Linked DNA regions of Mus musculus: region 2 is linked to region 1. The links are chromatin loops, found by intact Hi-C in ENCODE. Cell type or tissue: heart. All regions are shown on one strand. Each heading gives the region's core, and the rest is flanking DNA. Links, peaks and the distances in the headings are about the cores only. Region 1 has its middle 12 kb from the start of Vmn1r235. Region 2 holds the start of Zfp677 (zinc finger protein 677).

Region 1 (8,345 bases), core at 263-8,262:
AGAAGCTGAAAAGAACCCAAATGTCTTTCAATAGATGAATTTATACAGAAAGTACCGTGCATTTACCCAATGTAGTACTACTCAGCTATGAAAAACAAGGACTTCATGAACTTCTTAGGCAAAAGAACGGAATTTGAAAATAGCATCCTGAGTGAGATAACATAGTCACAAAAGAATACCTTTGGTATGCACTCACTGATAAGTGGATGTTAGCCCCAAAGCTCAGAATACCCATAATACAATTCACAGACCACTTGAAGCTCAAAAAGAAGGTAGACCAAAGTGTGGGTGCTTTGAAACTTCTTAGAAGAGGGCCAAAATACTCACAGGAGGAAATATGTAGACAAAGTGTGGAACAGAGACTGAAGGAAAGGCCATCCAGACACTGCCTTGACTGGGGATCCATCCTATATACAGCCATCAAACCCAGACACTATTGTGGATGCCAAGGAGTACTAGCTGACAGGATGCTGATATAGCTGTCTCCTGAATGGCTCTGCCAAGGCCTGACAAATACAGAGTTGTGTGCTCACAGTCAACCATTGGAATGAGTACGGAGCACTCAATGGAGGTGTTAGAGAAAGGACTGAAGGAGCTGAAAGGGTTTGCAATCCCATAGGAAGAAAAAGAATGTCAACCAACAATACCCCTAGAGCACCCAGGGACTAAACCACCAACCAAAGAGTACACATGGAGGAACCCAGGGCTCCAGCTGCAAATCTAGCAGAGGATGACTTTGGCATCAATGGGAAAAGAGGCCCTTGGTCCTGTGAAAGTTCAATGCCCCAGTGTAGGGGAATGCCAGGGCAGGAAGTGGGTTTGGGTGGATGGGTGGGTGGGGGAACATCCTCAGAAGCAGGGGGAGGAGGAAGGGGATAGGGAGTTTCAGGGGGAACTGAGAAAGGAGATAACATTTGAAATGTAAATAAAGAATATATCTAATAAAAAAGAATATGTTATGTTCTTGTGATAACTATTTCTAGAATATGTGTCACTTGTGGCTATGAGGTAATTTTCTTCCTAATAGAAAAAACTTCATCTTAAAGGGTATAAAATTGGATTAAGAAAAAATCTTTTGAACTTGCTTCAACCATTCTGTTTGTGTGCTTTTGTGTTTGGTTTCTTCCCTTTCTCTTCTCTAATCACTGGCTGCCATAGGGAGCAGCCCTTGTCAGTATCTGGACTGAACCTTGCCAATGCCACTTTGCTTCCTGTCCTGGTTTACCCTATTCCACCATCAAAGCCAATCTTTGACATACTCCTTTAGTAGTATGAACAAGGTGTTGACCACAATCAGATACTTCAGAATCAAATCTGTGGATTTTAATCTAGATGTTGTGAAAGGAGGGCAGAGTAGAAAATAAGAGAAAAATTCCCAAGTATTCCAACTAGAGTCTGTGATAAGTAGACCAACCCCATTGCAAGATCCATGAACTGCATTCTGTCCACTGCATTGTCTGATCATAGACTTCAGAACCAGAGGACCCTACATGGAAGTATAGGATGGAGGCAACATTTATTATGTCAACCAAACTACAAAATGTTCAATTGAAAATGATTCCAGCTGGGCAGTGGTGGTGCACACCTTTAATCCCAGCACTTGGGAGCCAGAGGCAGGTGGATTTCTGAGTTCAAGGCCAGTCTGGTCTATAGAGTGAGTTCCAGGACAGCCAGGATGGCACAGAGAAACCCTGTCTCAAAAAACAAACAAAAAAATCAAAAAAGAAAGAAAAAAGAAAGAAGAGAAAGAAAAAGAAAATGACTCCAATCTCAAGACTATTTACATCAAAATAATTTTCTTTTCAAAGTTCATTTGGTTATTTAATTTCAAGTGTATTGTGTATTCTGTGTATCCCTGTATTCCACAAATATGTTGAAGCCTGAATAGGACAGAGGAAGGCATAAGTTGCCCAAGAACTAGAATACAGTTTTTTGAGAGCCTCCCCATTGCTTCACAGAATCAAACTAACTAAGCATTCTGTAAGAGAAACTGAAGTCTTCACTTCACCACATCTCCTGGCTAGCTTCCTTTACAAATGCTTTGAAAATGGTAGAGCTAGTCTTGAAGCTTAGAAAAAGCCATCTCTTTTTTTTTTCATAAACTCAAATCAAATTTATTTTAATTAAAAGTTTCTGAATCCATTCTTGGAAATCATACTGCCTTTGTCCTCACATATCTATGCAGAGGATCATGGAGCTGTTTTCTGTTAAAGATGGAGAGAATACCTTGTGACTTGAAACTTCATGCCCTATACAGGGTGTCAATAGAAAACATGAGCAAGAAACTTTGGTCGATTGAACCACAATCCTACTCAAAAAAAAAAAAAAAAAAGACTCTTCAAATTGTCTAAAATATTTAATCTAGGTTTTAAATTGTCATTTCATTTTGGATATGTGCTATCTACTTATAGACTTTATTATAAAACATTTTGATTTGTATGTAAAAGTTTATTATATAAAGTGTTGTCAATTATTAGGAATATTAGGGACTATAAATTAGAGTCGGTGGCACATGTTTTGGAATTATCTCAGATCTTCAAAAGTTGAGGTAATTGAGTTAGGAGTTCTAAACTACCCTTAGGTACTTGGCATCTGTAAGGCTAGCTTGAGTTATGTGACTTCCTCCCCTGCACATCTCCTGGCTAGCTTCCTTTACAAATGCTTTGAAAATGGTAGAGCTAGTCTTGAAGCTTAGAAAAAGCCATCTCTTTTGTTGTTGTTGTTGTTGTTCTTTTATTGAAGATAAGAGACTTTTCTCATACAATATATCCTGATTATAGTTTTTCCCTCCTTCTAATCATCACAGCTCTTCTTATTTCAGTACAGGCTTGAAATTAGAATAGTGTGCTGCTTTTTGGTAGAGGTTGGTGTTTTGTGGGGGTGTTGGTGTTATAACTGTAAACTTGACACAAGCTAGAATCATTAGGAAAGAAGAAACAAGACAGCAAGAGCAAGGGAGTAAGCAGAGTTCTACTAAGGTCTCTGCTTCAATTCCTGCCTCTAGATTCATTCCTAGCCTGGCTTTCCTCCAGGATGGACTGTAAGCTGTAAGATTAAAGAAACCTTTCCTCCCTGTGTTGCTTTTGATGATGGTGCAGGTCACACAAACAAGAAGCATTCTGGGGCAAACAGTTTTCATTAGACAGTTGCATTTATATTAGCCAGATACATTTCTGGGAAAGTCATTTAGCAAAGCAAACATATCTGCTATAGGTTTCAAATGATATTTGGTGATTGTTTTCCTTAGAGAGATTATTGGAAGCTAGTGGTCTAAGCAACTGCATTTCAAAAATTTAAGCTGAGAGAAATTTAGATTTTGGCTCAAACACAGAGGTTGTCGGTAATAGCTCTAAGGGGACTAGTGATAGCTTGAGAAAAAAAAATGTTCTTGATCTCCTACAACTGGCTGACCCTTATTATGAAAAATCAATCAATCAATCAATCAATCAACAAATTAGCCTTTTTATTCTTTAGCACATTTATGATTGGTTCCAGAAAAAAACCCATTTTACAGTATTAAAGGTCTGAGTAGAACTTACATAAACATTTTGACCCCAGATGTCAATTTCACTATTAAGTCAAATGAAGGATATTAGCCTTGTCTGAGGATAACTTGAGTTTCCAGTAATGTCTTACTAGCCTAATTTGTCCTGGAGAGTCAATGTCCTAGAGAAATTCAGACCCACTGATGATAATTGGCATTCATTACTTTTTCATGTTTTTAATACTTTTCCAGCTTATAAAAGAAGTAAAAGTCAGATCTTGACGTCCTCCTGGGAATGAGAAAGATATCTCTACAAGGAAAGCAGTAATTTAGTTATGTAAACAAATGAGTGCTCCATGCAAGCCCTCTTTTCAGCATGTACCTATATAAACTATTCTTATTTTATTATGGGACTATTATGTTTCCTACACTACTCTCAGACTGATCCCACAGATATCTGTGTGTATTCAGTGTTCCAGGACTATTTTATATCTTTGAGTAACTGGAGTCCCAATTAATATTGGACAGCAGGTTAATAAATAGGTTTCATTTTTATTATTAGATATTTTCTTTATTTATATTTCAAATGCTATCCCCTTTCCTGGTTTCCCTTCCGAATATCCCCTATCTTATCCCAATGGAGGAGCTAGAGAAAGGACCAAAGGAGCTGAAGGAGCTTGCAGCCCCATAGGAGGAACAACAATAATTGGGTTTCAACAGGTGTCAGAAAATTTCAAGTTTGTAATTTCAGAATTCGCCACAAGGTGGCTATCACAGGCTGTTTCTGTAAACTCCAAGGTGGTTATAGACCTGCTCCATCAAAGCAGCATTTTCCTTCCAGCCTGCACCTCTATCTGCAGTCTCACCACTCGCAGGTCCAGGCCCACAGCTCTGCCTGGCTCCTGGGAAGTCTGCTCTTACCCAGGAGAAACACCTAGGCCCCAATCCTCAGACATCTGTGACCCCAGCGAGCCTAGCAGCCCTGAGGTCTGCCCAGTCCTTTTAGAGTTCCATCTTCCTTCCAGTCCATAGCTCTACCTGTAAACTTGAAACAGCACTCCATTTCTCAACGCACAGTTATGCCTGACTCTGCAGCGGGGCGGGGTTGCATGGATGCTGCTCATACCCAGAGCAAACAGTACCAAAAGCCTGCTACTTACAGGGACAACCAGATTGTTAAAGGCATGGGCAAGAACATAATTAACAGAAGCCAGTCCAAAATGGCACCATCAGAACCCAGCTCTCTTACTAGAGCAAACCCTAAATATCTTAACACACCTGAAGAGCAAGAGTTTAAATCTCATCTTATGAAGATGATAAAAGCCTTTAAAAAGGAAATAAATCCTTTATAGAAATAGAGAAAAGTACAATCAAACATGTAGAATCCCTTAAAGAGGAGACAATTAAACTCCTTAAAGTAATAAATAAAATACAATCAAACAGGTGAAGGAAATGAAGGAGATGTTCAGGATTTAAAGATGGAAAAAGAAGCCATAAAGAAAACACAAAATGGAGGCAAATTTGAAGACAGAAAATCTATGAAAGAGAATAGGAATTACAAATACAAGCATCATGCACAGAGTACAAGAGATGGAAGAGAGAATCTCAGGCATAGAAAATACAATAGAATTTGATACATGGATCAAAGAAAATACCAGATCTAAAAAGATTCTAATACAAAACACCCAAGAAATTTAGGAAAATATGAAAAGACCCAATCAAAGAATAATAGGATATCTTTCTACTGATCCTGCCCTACAGAGTTTTGAATTGTTTTTGAACAACAGCTCTGCAATTTAGGTTGATTTGAAATTCCAAAGTCCAATAATCAACCTGCCTCAGCATTCCACCCGGTAAGATGACTGGTCTAAGCAAGCACACTTGCCTGAGTTCCTGTTTTGTTTGTTTGTTTTTCACATGTGACCCAGATGGTCCTAAGTACAAGCAGTATAGACATTCCTGACAATACACACGCACAAAATATATTTTTTAAAAAGGGGACTGTAGAGGACCTCATGGCAAATAACTTGTTGCAACTATAAAATCTGTTGTGGAATAAACAGCTGAGTTGGATGGTCTCTTGATTAGTATTAGGCAGGAGTTCTCTAGCTGTATTCAATTGAGGAGAGTCCTTGGCTAAAATCACAAACCCTGGGCACTCTCTTTAATGTTGCATGAATAATATATATTGACACATGCCTGCATTCTCAGAATTCAAAGAATTGAGGCATATGGATTAGAAGTTCAAGGTTATTTTTGGCCCTGTAGTCGGTTTGAAGCCAATCTTTGCTATATAAAAACTATTACATAAGACAATTATAAAGCTCTGTAGCTGAGGGAGAAAGAACCCTGGTCTCTCTGTCAGAAAGTCTTTCAAATACCAGATCAGTACACTGAGTAGAAATAAGAAAATCAAGAATGGGTGATAAGCCAAGAATTGTTATACAACCCCCTCTCCCCCAGCATCTAAGAACAAGGGTGGAGCTATTGAGTTTTGGGCCCAACTGCTCTGCACAAGAATCACTGGGAGTGACTGCTGCTGTGACTACATTGGGGAAACAGAACCTGAAGAGGTCACCTCCAGAACCCAGATATGAACCCCAATGGGGTGATAGTGACACCAACCCAACCACAAAACCTTTAAAGCAGAAATTATCCTGTCTACAAATAGTGTAGGTAATGGGGAGGGATCAGAGAGTGAGGGAATGGCCAACTAATAACTGGCCCATCCTATGGGTTAGCACCAATTGCTAACACTGTTAATGATATTCTGATATGCTTGCAGTCAGTAGCAAGTTGTCATCTGCTAGGCATCACCCAGCAGCTGACTCAGACAGATACAGACACCACAGGAAAACAGGGAACAGAGCTTGGGGCTTCTTGCAGAATAAGAAGAAGGATTGCTAGCTCTGAAGGGGATAGGAATTCCACAGGAAGACCAACAGAGTCAACTAACCTGAACCCTTGGGGCTCTCAAAGTCTGAAGCACAAACCAAACAACAAACAGAGGCTGTACCCAGGCCTTCTGAGTCATATGTGCACATATGCAGCTTGACCTTCATGTGGGTTCTGAACAAATGGAACAGGTCTATCCCAAAAGCTCTTGCCTGTATGTGGGATATGTTCTACTAGATGAACTGCCTTGCCTGGATGACCTCAGTGGGGAGTATGTGCCTAGTCCAACAGAGACTGGAAGTACCATGGTTGAGGAGAGATATCTAAGGGGGGTCCCACCTGCTCATAGGAGAAGTGAAGGGGAAGGGGAAAAGAGCATGGGAGAGGGTGACTGGGAGGGGGACAGTGGGCAGGATGTAAAGTGAATAAGAAAAAATTAAATTAAAAAGTTTCATGATGGCTATATAAGATAAGTAAACTGATAGCAAAGACCCATTGACAAGGACAACATCTATACAACTCATTCAACATGGAGAATCGTGTACATGGAGCCTTCTCCCCAGCTACTATAGTGTTGGGGGCAAGAAGGTACTCTGCAGGTTACCAAAGAGAAGTGCCCATAATCTAGCCTAAAGAAGGCAGACAAAGTGGCTAAAGAATAAGACTAGCCTGTTTATTTAAAAAAATTTTAGGGTATCCTACATGCCGGATGAGTCCTGTTTCCAAAAACATGAATACATGAATGAATATACAAACTAATTACTGAATAAAATTTGAAATAAGTGTTTTAAATGCCAAAGAAGTGGCCCAGTGTGAAAATGCTTACCTCTTTTTTATTTTTTTCAATTTTTTATTAGATATTTTCTTCATTTACGTTTCAAATGCTATCCTGAAAGTCCCCTATACCCTCCCCCCCGGCTCACCTACTCACCCACACCTACTTCTTGGCCCTGGCATTCCCCTGTACTGGGGCATATAAAGTTTGCAAGAACAAGGGGCCTCTCTTCCCAGTGATGACCTACTAGGCCATCTTCTGCTACATATGCAGCTAGAGACACAAGGTACTGGTTAGTTCATATTGTTGTTCCACCTATAGGGTTGCAGACACCTTCAGCTCCTTGGGTATTTTCTCTAGCTCCTCCATTGGGGGTCCTGTGTTCCATCCAATAGCTGACTGTGAGTATCCACTTCTGTATATTTGACAGGCACTGGTATAGCCTCAAACGAGACAGCTATATCAGGGTCTTTTCAGCAAAATCTTGCTGGCATATGCAATAGTGTCTGTGTTTGGTGGCTGATTATGGGATGGATCCCCGGGTGGGGTAGTCTCTGGATGGTACATCCTTAACTCTTAGCTCCAAATTTTGTCTCTGTAACTCCTTCCATGGGTATTTTGTTCCCTATTCTAAGGAGGAATGAAGTATCCACACATTGGTCTCCCTTCTTCTTGATTTTCTTGTGTTTTGCAAATTGTATCTTGGGTATTCTAAGTTTCTGGGCTAATATCCATTTATCAGTGAGTGCATATCAAGTGAGTTCTTTTGTGATTGGGTTACCTCACTCAGGATGATATCCTCCAGATACTTCCATTTGCCCAAGAATTTCATAAATTCATTGTTTTTAATAGGTGAGTAGTACTCCATTGTGTAAATGTACCACATTTTCAGTATACATTCATCTGTTGAGGGACATCTGGGTTCTTTCCAACTTCTGGCTATTATAAATAAAGCTGCTATGAACATAGTGGAGTGGAGCATGTGTCCTTATTACCAGTTGGAACATCTTCTGGCTATATGCCCAGGAGAGGTATTGCTGGATCTTCTGGTAGTATTATGTCCAATTTTCTGAGGAACCGCCAGACTGATTTCTAGAGTGGTTGTACAAGCTTGCAATCCCACCAGCAAAGGAGGAGTGTTCCCCTTTCTCCACATCCTCGCCAGCATCTGAAAGTGCTTACCTCTATCAT
Region 2 (8,345 bases), core at 248-8,247, 110 kb after region 1:
TTTTGCTTTGGTTAATTTTCTGTTTTGTCTTACTATTTTAATTTAAGATTATAATATAATTATATTTCTCCATTTCTGTTCCTCCTGCCAAATCCTCCTATCTACCCATCCCTGCTCTCTTTCAATTCATGGCCATTTATTTCATTATACAACTATATATATATATATATATATATATATATATATATATATATATATATATATGCATATAACATATATGTTCCTAAGAATAACCTACTCAGTCCATATCATGTTAATTGTATTATGTCATTAAGGTGGGTCATTTGATATTGGATAAACAATTAGAATCCTCATCATTTGGAGAGATTCCTGCTCCCAGTATTCCTAAGATGCCCATGGTTCTGTGTGCAGGGCTGAGCCCTTGTGGATGCCTCCCCATCCACATGGAGATGTTCACTGCTGTTCTTTCTAAGCTCTCACTTTGACATTCATGTCAGTGAGATTTTATGATTGTATCTTCTGGCATTACTAGGAAAAACAATCTCACAGCAAACTCCCTGATATTTCTATCCCCTCTTCAAAACTGTTCCTGGGACCTTAGGTGCAGGAGGATTTTGAAGATTTATCCACTGAGCAGGCCTCCATAACTCTGCATTTTGGTTAGTTGTGAGTTTTTGGTAGTGGTCTCTGTCTATTGTAAACAGAAGTTTCATGATGAGGAGTAAAGACTATACTTATTAGTGGATACAAGGAAAAAAAGGTTTAGATTTTGGTGAAGGTTTAGTAAAGTGGTTTTAGGTTCTCCTCCAAGATTCATGACTTCAACAGCAATGAGTAGGTAGTGAGGTTTCCAGGACCAGCCTTGGATTTTTTTCTTTTCTTGACAGTGTCTTAAGACCAATTAGAGAACTGTTGGTTACCACCAAGGTGTGCTTGCCACTACTGCACCCTTAGAGTTCTTGCTATGGTACCATGGTGATCTTTGATGTGGTTCATAGGCATCATACCTCTGCTGATTGGCTTCCCCAGTTTGAATGTGCCTCTGGTATCATAAAAGAAGGAATTTGCTTTCTTTTAGGACAGACTCTTTCTGTATATTGCCACCGGTCTGAACTCACTATGAAGACCAGGATGACCTTGACCTTGACCTAGAGTTCCCCTTGTTTTTGCCTCCTGAGTGCTAGGTTTAAAAGCTAACATAACCAGCTATACATAACTTTTTCTTATTGTGTCTTGACAACTACTCAAGGTAACTGTGCAACCTAACTGATAGACATGAGTAATGAAGTGGATCTTTTTTTATTAGATATTTTCTTTACTTATATTTCAAATATTATCCCCTTTCCTCATTTCCCCTCCAAAAACCCCCTATCCATCCACCTCCCCCTGGTCTCTAACCCACCCACTCCCACTTCCCTGTCTTGGCATTCCCCTACACTGGGGCATAGAGGCTTCACAGGACCAAGGGCCTCTTCTCCCACTGATGTCCCACAAGGCCATCCTCTGCTACATATGTGGCTAGAGCCATGAGTTCTTCCATGTGTACTCTTTGACTGGTGGTTTAGTCCCTGGGAGCTCTGGGGTTACTGGTTAGTTCATATTGTTGTTCCTCCTATGGGGCTGCCAACCCCTTATGCTCCTTGAGTCCTTTCTCTAGCTCCTCCATTGGGGACCCTGTGCTCAGTTCAATGGATGGCTGTGAGCATTCACTTCTGTATGTGTCAGACACTGGCAGAGCCTCTCAGGAGACAGCAACATCAGGCTCTTGTCATCAAGCACTTGTTGGCATCCACAATAGTGTCTGGGTTTGGTAACTGTATATGGGATGGACCCCAGGTGGGATAGTCACTGGATTGCCTTAAGAAGTGGATCTTATTTCTACTATTCCACTTATTTGGAAACAGAACAATGAGCAATGAGACTGAAACTGTAACAAAAATCCTCCCACCACCACCACCACCACCACCACATAAGATGACCAGAGGAGCAGATTGACAGGAGTTTAGCAAAACTTCAAAGAAGATCTAACCACAAAGCTATTTAAAGTACTTCTTGACACAACCAAGGAAGACTTCTTGACAGTTTTATCTGATATAAAACCATATATGATACAACTAAAAAGAAATTACAGACTGATGTGGTCATTTAACGTTTGTAATTATTGGCTATTTCACACATGCAGACATGCCCACACAAACACGAACACACAGTGTTTGTGCATGTGTCTGTGTGTGTCTGTGTGTGTGTGTGTGTGTGTGTGTGTGTTCGTGTGTGTGTGTGTGTGTGTGTGTGTGTGTGTGTGTGTGTGTGTGAAGTGCTGCTCACTCTCATCTGCCACTCTGCTATTCTAGTCCACAATCCGAAAAATTCTCTGTTGTGTTCATCTCTAGTCATATTACCTGGGACTCACTGAGATGAACCAGAGCCATTTGTGAGACTGTGTTTTTAAGGGCTATGTCCTGGAGCCTGATGTGCAGCAAGTCTAATCCTAGAGCCTACACATACCTGTGAATGTATTTTTCCTTCACCAAAGTGATTGGTGTCTCCGACACTTACTACTTTCATCTACTAACCTAGGTAGGCCTAGACCTGGATGCTTCTAGCCTCTGTACAATCCAAGCTAGGCCTAGAATATATTCAGCTTCTGAGACTTGCTGCTGAATAATCTCAACCATTTTTAGTTTTTGTTTTTGTTTTTGTTTTTTTCTAATCTCTTGCTGGCTGGTTCTTCTCAGCTGTTCTGGCTCAAGCTCTTCTCCAAACTCACTGATTCAATCTAGCTTTCTCTCCTTCTTGGCCTCCACTGATTGCCTCTACTTGGCTTCACACTAATTTTGGGAATATGTTCTGATCTTCTGGCTCTTTCTCACTCTCTGGCTTGTTCTTTCTTCACCTGTGTGTAGCTTGTTCCCTCTTCAACCTGTCTCTGTAAAACTCTCCTGATAAAAACTGCCTCCTTCCTCTCTTACTGCCCCTTACATATCTTCTCTTTCCTCCCTCTTCTCATGAGAGTTGGGCATATCCTATTTTGTCAGATCTTTCTCTGATTTCTCACTATGTCTACCCACCAATTAGACATCACTTTCAGACAAGGGAGCTTCCTTCCACAAACTAACTTTACCTTCATTGTTTGGGATTAAAGGGGTGTACTAAGGGTGTGTTTGTATTCCAGCCAGAGGGATTAGTGTGTGTTAAGGGCAGAGCTACACGATAGCACAATCCCAGATTCACAGTGTGATCAAATATCCTGCAACACTTGGACAATATCTGAGGGGAAAAGTGTGCCTTTTAGTTTTCCTAGATTGACTGTGGCCTTGTGTGAAGCTAGTACTTGTAAGTACAGTTGTTGGTTACTGGTTACAATCATATGGAGTCTAGAGAATGGTCTTTCCTTTTCTTTCCCTTATTTCTTAACACCTCTTCTTCCTCAGTATTCCCAGACCTATAGATGAGCTGGTTTAACGTCTTTTTTTAGGACTAGAGCTATATGTACCTTACTTGTTTTCTGCATCTGGGACAAGGAAAATCTCTGGATCCACCAGAAATCTGTTTTACCTCACAGCACCTTTAGCATGAGTCACAGAAGACAAACTTGTTTCTGAATCAGTACTGACAAGACCACCATCTAGTGGAGAAAGCAGTACATCGCGGGATGAATTCAGCTCGGGACTAGTAGCAAAGGGCTGACCACTGACTTCCCTCAATCTTTTCAAAATCTAAGATACTGATATGACCCTCCCTAAGGCAAAAATGCCTTAAGGAAAGACAGCCAGGGCTGGGGTGAGAGGGACTGTCTTCCACGGGGACGGGCGGGGCCGCTCACCCGGAAATAGAAGGTGGATGTCCATTGGGTGGTGGTTGCGGAAGTGTATAGAGTGGGCGTGGTTAGAGGTGTGAAGTAAAAAGATGGTACACTGAGTGAGGCCAGACAAGTTGAGCTGAAAAGGCTAAGTCCAAATGGCGAGGGCCCATTACCTGAAGGAGCTGTAGGTCTGCATCGTGTGAGATCGAATGGTGCGGAGCTGAGTATAGAAGACACAGGTTGGGGTCCTGTGAGGACCCAAAAACTCCCCTATGCCGCAGATGCCTTGAACATCCTGGAGTCAGCAGTCTGTGGCTCAGCCGGGGAACCGTAGCCCGGCGGGTCTGGAACCTCCCAGGTCAGAGGAGCTGCGGGGCTGGGAAACTAGGGTCTTGGTGGTGGTTATCCGGGGGGCGGGGATACTGCCTGGCCCAGTAAGAGGGAGAAAAGAGAAAAGTTGAGTGGAGTCTACAAAAGTAATTAAGGAAAAGAAAGCCCCGTCCTTTCCTATGTTTGTGGGCGCCACGTGACCAGAACCGGGGTTGTAGTGGGCGGGTTTAGAAGAGCTTCTTTAAAGATCAGAGCCCCAGTGACAACAACAACAACAACAACAACAAAAGGAGACACAGTTTCCTGGCTGCAGCCTAGGAGAGTCAGCAGTGCAGCACAGGAAAAGACAGCCAATCGAACCTGGAGCTTCCCAAATGTTCTTATTAAATAACCTAGAATATTTGAATTTATCTGTTGATATTTCAAATGCAGTTCACTTTGTTTAGGTGAAAAGGACAAAGCTCTTGAAATTTACATTCATCCATCCTAACTCTCCTGTTACACCCAAGGACTTACTTGGTGACTTGGCATCCCTAGAGAGCGTTTATATACTAGTCATAAAAGCAATGGCTGCAAATATAATAGAATCCAAAAGTGTGCACTAACACAACTGTTCAAACTGTAGGTTGTTGTTTTGTTTTGTTTTGTTTTGTTGTTGATACTTGACAGTGGTGTGACTGTGAACTTCTTCCAGGAAAAGGTGGAATGCCTTCTGAAAGGTCAGAAGGTTTTTATATAGAGACTGGATACTGCAGAATTACAGCAATCTGGTTTTTGTACGTGAGAATACTTTGCTTGCTCTCTCCCTTATTCATCTTCAGGGTCCTGGAAAACAAGTGTGCATTGTGTGATCCCTGCATGACAAAGTCTTGCTTGGTTCATGCTATATTAAGAATCTCACAAGTGTATAGTGCTGTCATCACAATCATTGAGTTCCATTTCTTCCCGTCAGTTTTAACTGAGTTGTGATTGAATGTGGGCTTCCAGTTATGCTAAATGGAAATGAGTTCTAAATATTTATATCACTATAAAATCCTCTCTTTATCTACTGAGCACAGTACTGTAGTAGAAATCCATGTGCTTTCTGATGAATCTCGTTCTCATGTACATGGCTCACTGATCACCCACATCTGCTCACCTGTGTAGCAGAACAAGTGCCCTAGAACATTAGAGAGACAGGAGACAGTGGCTAAAGATCCAGGTATGTTGGAGGATTGGTGAAGGGATGGTAAGGGATTCCGGTAAATGTGGAAGTGGGACATAAAATCAGTTTTGCCACATTCTGTTTCACTAGAAATAATTTTGGAGACTTCCACTGAGAAAAATCTCCTCAGGATTATCCTATTGTAAAGATGAGAAGACTTTCTACAGAAGAACTGATCTTAGGAGGCAATAAACTTTTACTTGATTGTGCATGTGAGTGATGCTGTCCTTATTCCATGCACATCACTGATCCAGTCTACATTCATCAGTATTAAATGGTTTCCACTTCAGTGATTTTAATGTATTATAAAATGATGAAAATTAATACCTCTAGGTGTATTTATTGTTTTGTGATTGGGGGCTTTGGTATTATAGCACATTCTCTAACTTTTAGTGTTAATTTCTCTATTCCTGAAAATAATAGTTTTGATAAGAATCGGGAACTATACTTACAGACAGTTAAATTCTGTCTATCCTGTCTTCCCAAGGATACCTCCTATTGTCTTTTATGACAATTCCAAGTGGTTTGCATTGCTGTGATTGTAATATACTGTGAGATCACCTCTAGGTATGATCCTCTTAGTGTTTTCCAGCTCTTTGCTGCCCCTTGGTACTTTCAGGATTACTTTCTATAAAATATCCAAGTAAGATTTTACTACTGTCTATAGTCAATACATTTAAAGGAAATACCTTCTTTTATAGTATCTTGTATCTTTGGATATGAAATCAAATTATTGAAGAAAATTTATATTTTACAGTCATTTTCTTTATTTAGATCTGTATTCTGTTTACATTATTTGCTTTAAAAATATCCATGTACATTTCAAATATACTGAAATAAATGAATTTGTTATTGTTTAGGGTCTTAAGTGTGGCCACTTTCTAGGCAGAATTGGAATCTCTGTACAGTATCCTATGCCCTACTATGAAGAGGTTTTTGTTGGCCATTTCAACTGCTGTTGAGCACAGTGTGTTCAATTCAGTTACTTATTAATTGATTATTTTATAATTTGCTTCCTTTGTAATTTTTTGATAGATGTTTTTATTCATTATACTATAAATATACATAGTTGTAATTTTTGATAGGTGTTTTTATCCATTATACTATAAATATGTAGCAAAGAACTATACCTACTGTGTATGGTGTCTCTTCACACTTTTAATTATTGCTACTCCCATGGAAATTTTGGATTTTACACAGTTTCAACTGACAATATCAAAGACTTTCCGAAATAATACATATTTCACAACATTATGTGCCCCTTTAATTTTTGTAAAACATTTGTGTTCTAGTTCACATCTTCCTCAGTTCCTTCAGCAATTTTTCATTTTACTGACTTTCTTCACTTCATTCAATTATATTGTCATTGTAGAAACCTTTCATTTGCCTAGTAAAATTCATTCAAGGGATTACACTTTGTTTGTTTGTTTGTTTCTTTCTATCTATCAATCAATCTATCTAACTACCTACCTATTAATTTCTTTCTCTTTCCTAATTTTATTTAATATTTAGAGTTTTTATTTATATTTACATATTACATATGCATATATATGAATGTTTTCTTGCATGAATAACTATATATCCTTTGCACTCTAGAATTGTAGTTGTGGAGTATTGAGATCCATACTTTGTATGTGTTCAGTGTTGAACTCTTGGTATAATCATACAGTGTACTATTCTCTGAGGAAGACTATTTCTCCACCTCTCAGAATCCTTTTGTGTTCAAATTCAAGCCTTAGTGTTAGGCTTGAAGATTAATGAGCTAGCTCCCTTCCATGTTAGCATATCCTTATTCAGTTCCTGTTTAGGCAGCCATGTTTGTAAGATTTCATGCATGTAGCTTTTTGGAAATTTCTAGGAGACACAATGTCACAACAAAACTCCTATTCCTCTGGCTCTTACAGTATCTCTGCCCCTCTTTCTCAGTGATCCCTGAGCCTTAGTGCAAGAGTTGTGTTGTTTATGTATCAGTCGGGACTGAGCATACTCAACTCTGCATTTTGACTAGAGTGCGTTTTCTGTAATAATCTTCGTGATTGCAAAATGAACTTTCCTTGATGAGGAGTAACAACTACATTTACCTGTTGGAATGAGGACAAATATTTAGAATATAGTAAGAGATTATGGTGATTGAGTAAACTAGTGGTTGTACCAAGATCCTTGACTTCACTAACCCTAGTGAAACTGGCTGTTTTCCCAGTACCACGCATGGTTTCCCTGTTGTTGAGGGGGTCCTAAGTCTAAGTGGGAAACTGTTGGTTGCCACAAAGGTATGTATGCCATACTTGCACATGGAGGATTATGCTTCAGTACAAATTATTGTTGTGCTTCATAGGTGTCAGAGTTGGGTAGGACTGTCGGTTGCCCCCCCCCCCTTTGGAAGCTTGCATGTTGCCTTATGAAAGCTAGTCCCCAGAAGGCTTTAAGGTCAGATCCATCTCGTGTCCTCTGAAATCTCTGTCCAAAGTGCACAGCTTCTTCAATAATAGGGACTCACCTAGCTCACAATCATGGGCAACAGCCATAGCCTATAATGTTTTGGGAGTCTCTTGGACAGCTGTGACCAACAACTTTAAAGCAGGACTTTCATCCCTGGAGTTGGTGGTTTTATTAGAAAATTATGGCTCTTGTGAGGAGCATGATCAGCCCAGATGCCAAGTTTTCATTTACACTTTAGTTGTGTATGCATACACAGAAGTATATGTATCATTGACTTTTTTGCAATGTATGTAAAGATGTTTCCTTATGGCTATCTGAAACATCTTTCCTGTCCCTTTTTCCTAATTAAATCCCTTCCATGGTTTTTCATTTGTTTATTCAAATCACTCCTTCACTGTTATTCTCTTTATAACTCCCCCACATGCCTCAGTGGGCTTTTTTTTAATATTTATTTATTTATTATATATAATTACACTGTAGCTGTCTTCAGACACTCCAGAAGAGGGCCTCAGATTTCATTACGGATGGTTATGAGCCACCATGTGGTTGCTGGGATTTGAACTCAGGACCTTTGGAAGATCAGTCGGCGCTCTTAACCGCTGAGCCATC

The links. A loop is a pair of places that touch in the nucleus more often than their neighbours do. Peaks named below come from ENCODE experiments on the same cell type or tissue, not always from the same donor. Only the 100,000 strongest peaks of a DNase experiment are listed, where the experiment ranks them.
Region 2: it touches region 1 in a loop (4-fold over the local background); 7 of 42 quality-filtered maps call a loop at or near these places.

What each region holds. Positions count from the first base shown.
Region 1 is chr17:21,268,031-21,276,375 of GRCm38, forward strand. It overlaps the pseudogene Vmn1r-ps149. Among named protein-coding and RNA genes, the nearest start is that of Vmn1r235, 12 kb to the left of the region's middle. In heart, for the core only: a CTCF peak has its summit at 4,237 (motif pointing right); no DNase peak of the experiment used is centred there.
Region 2 is chr17:21,379,900-21,388,244 of GRCm38, forward strand. Zfp677 (zinc finger protein 677) reads left to right here and starts at 3,849. Exons shown (of 4, transcript NM_172486.2): 1 at 3,849-4,121. In heart, for the core only: a CTCF peak has its summit at 3,605 (motif pointing left); a DNase peak (open chromatin) is centred at 3,802; H3K4me3 peaks cover 1,141 bases; H3K27ac peaks cover 865 bases.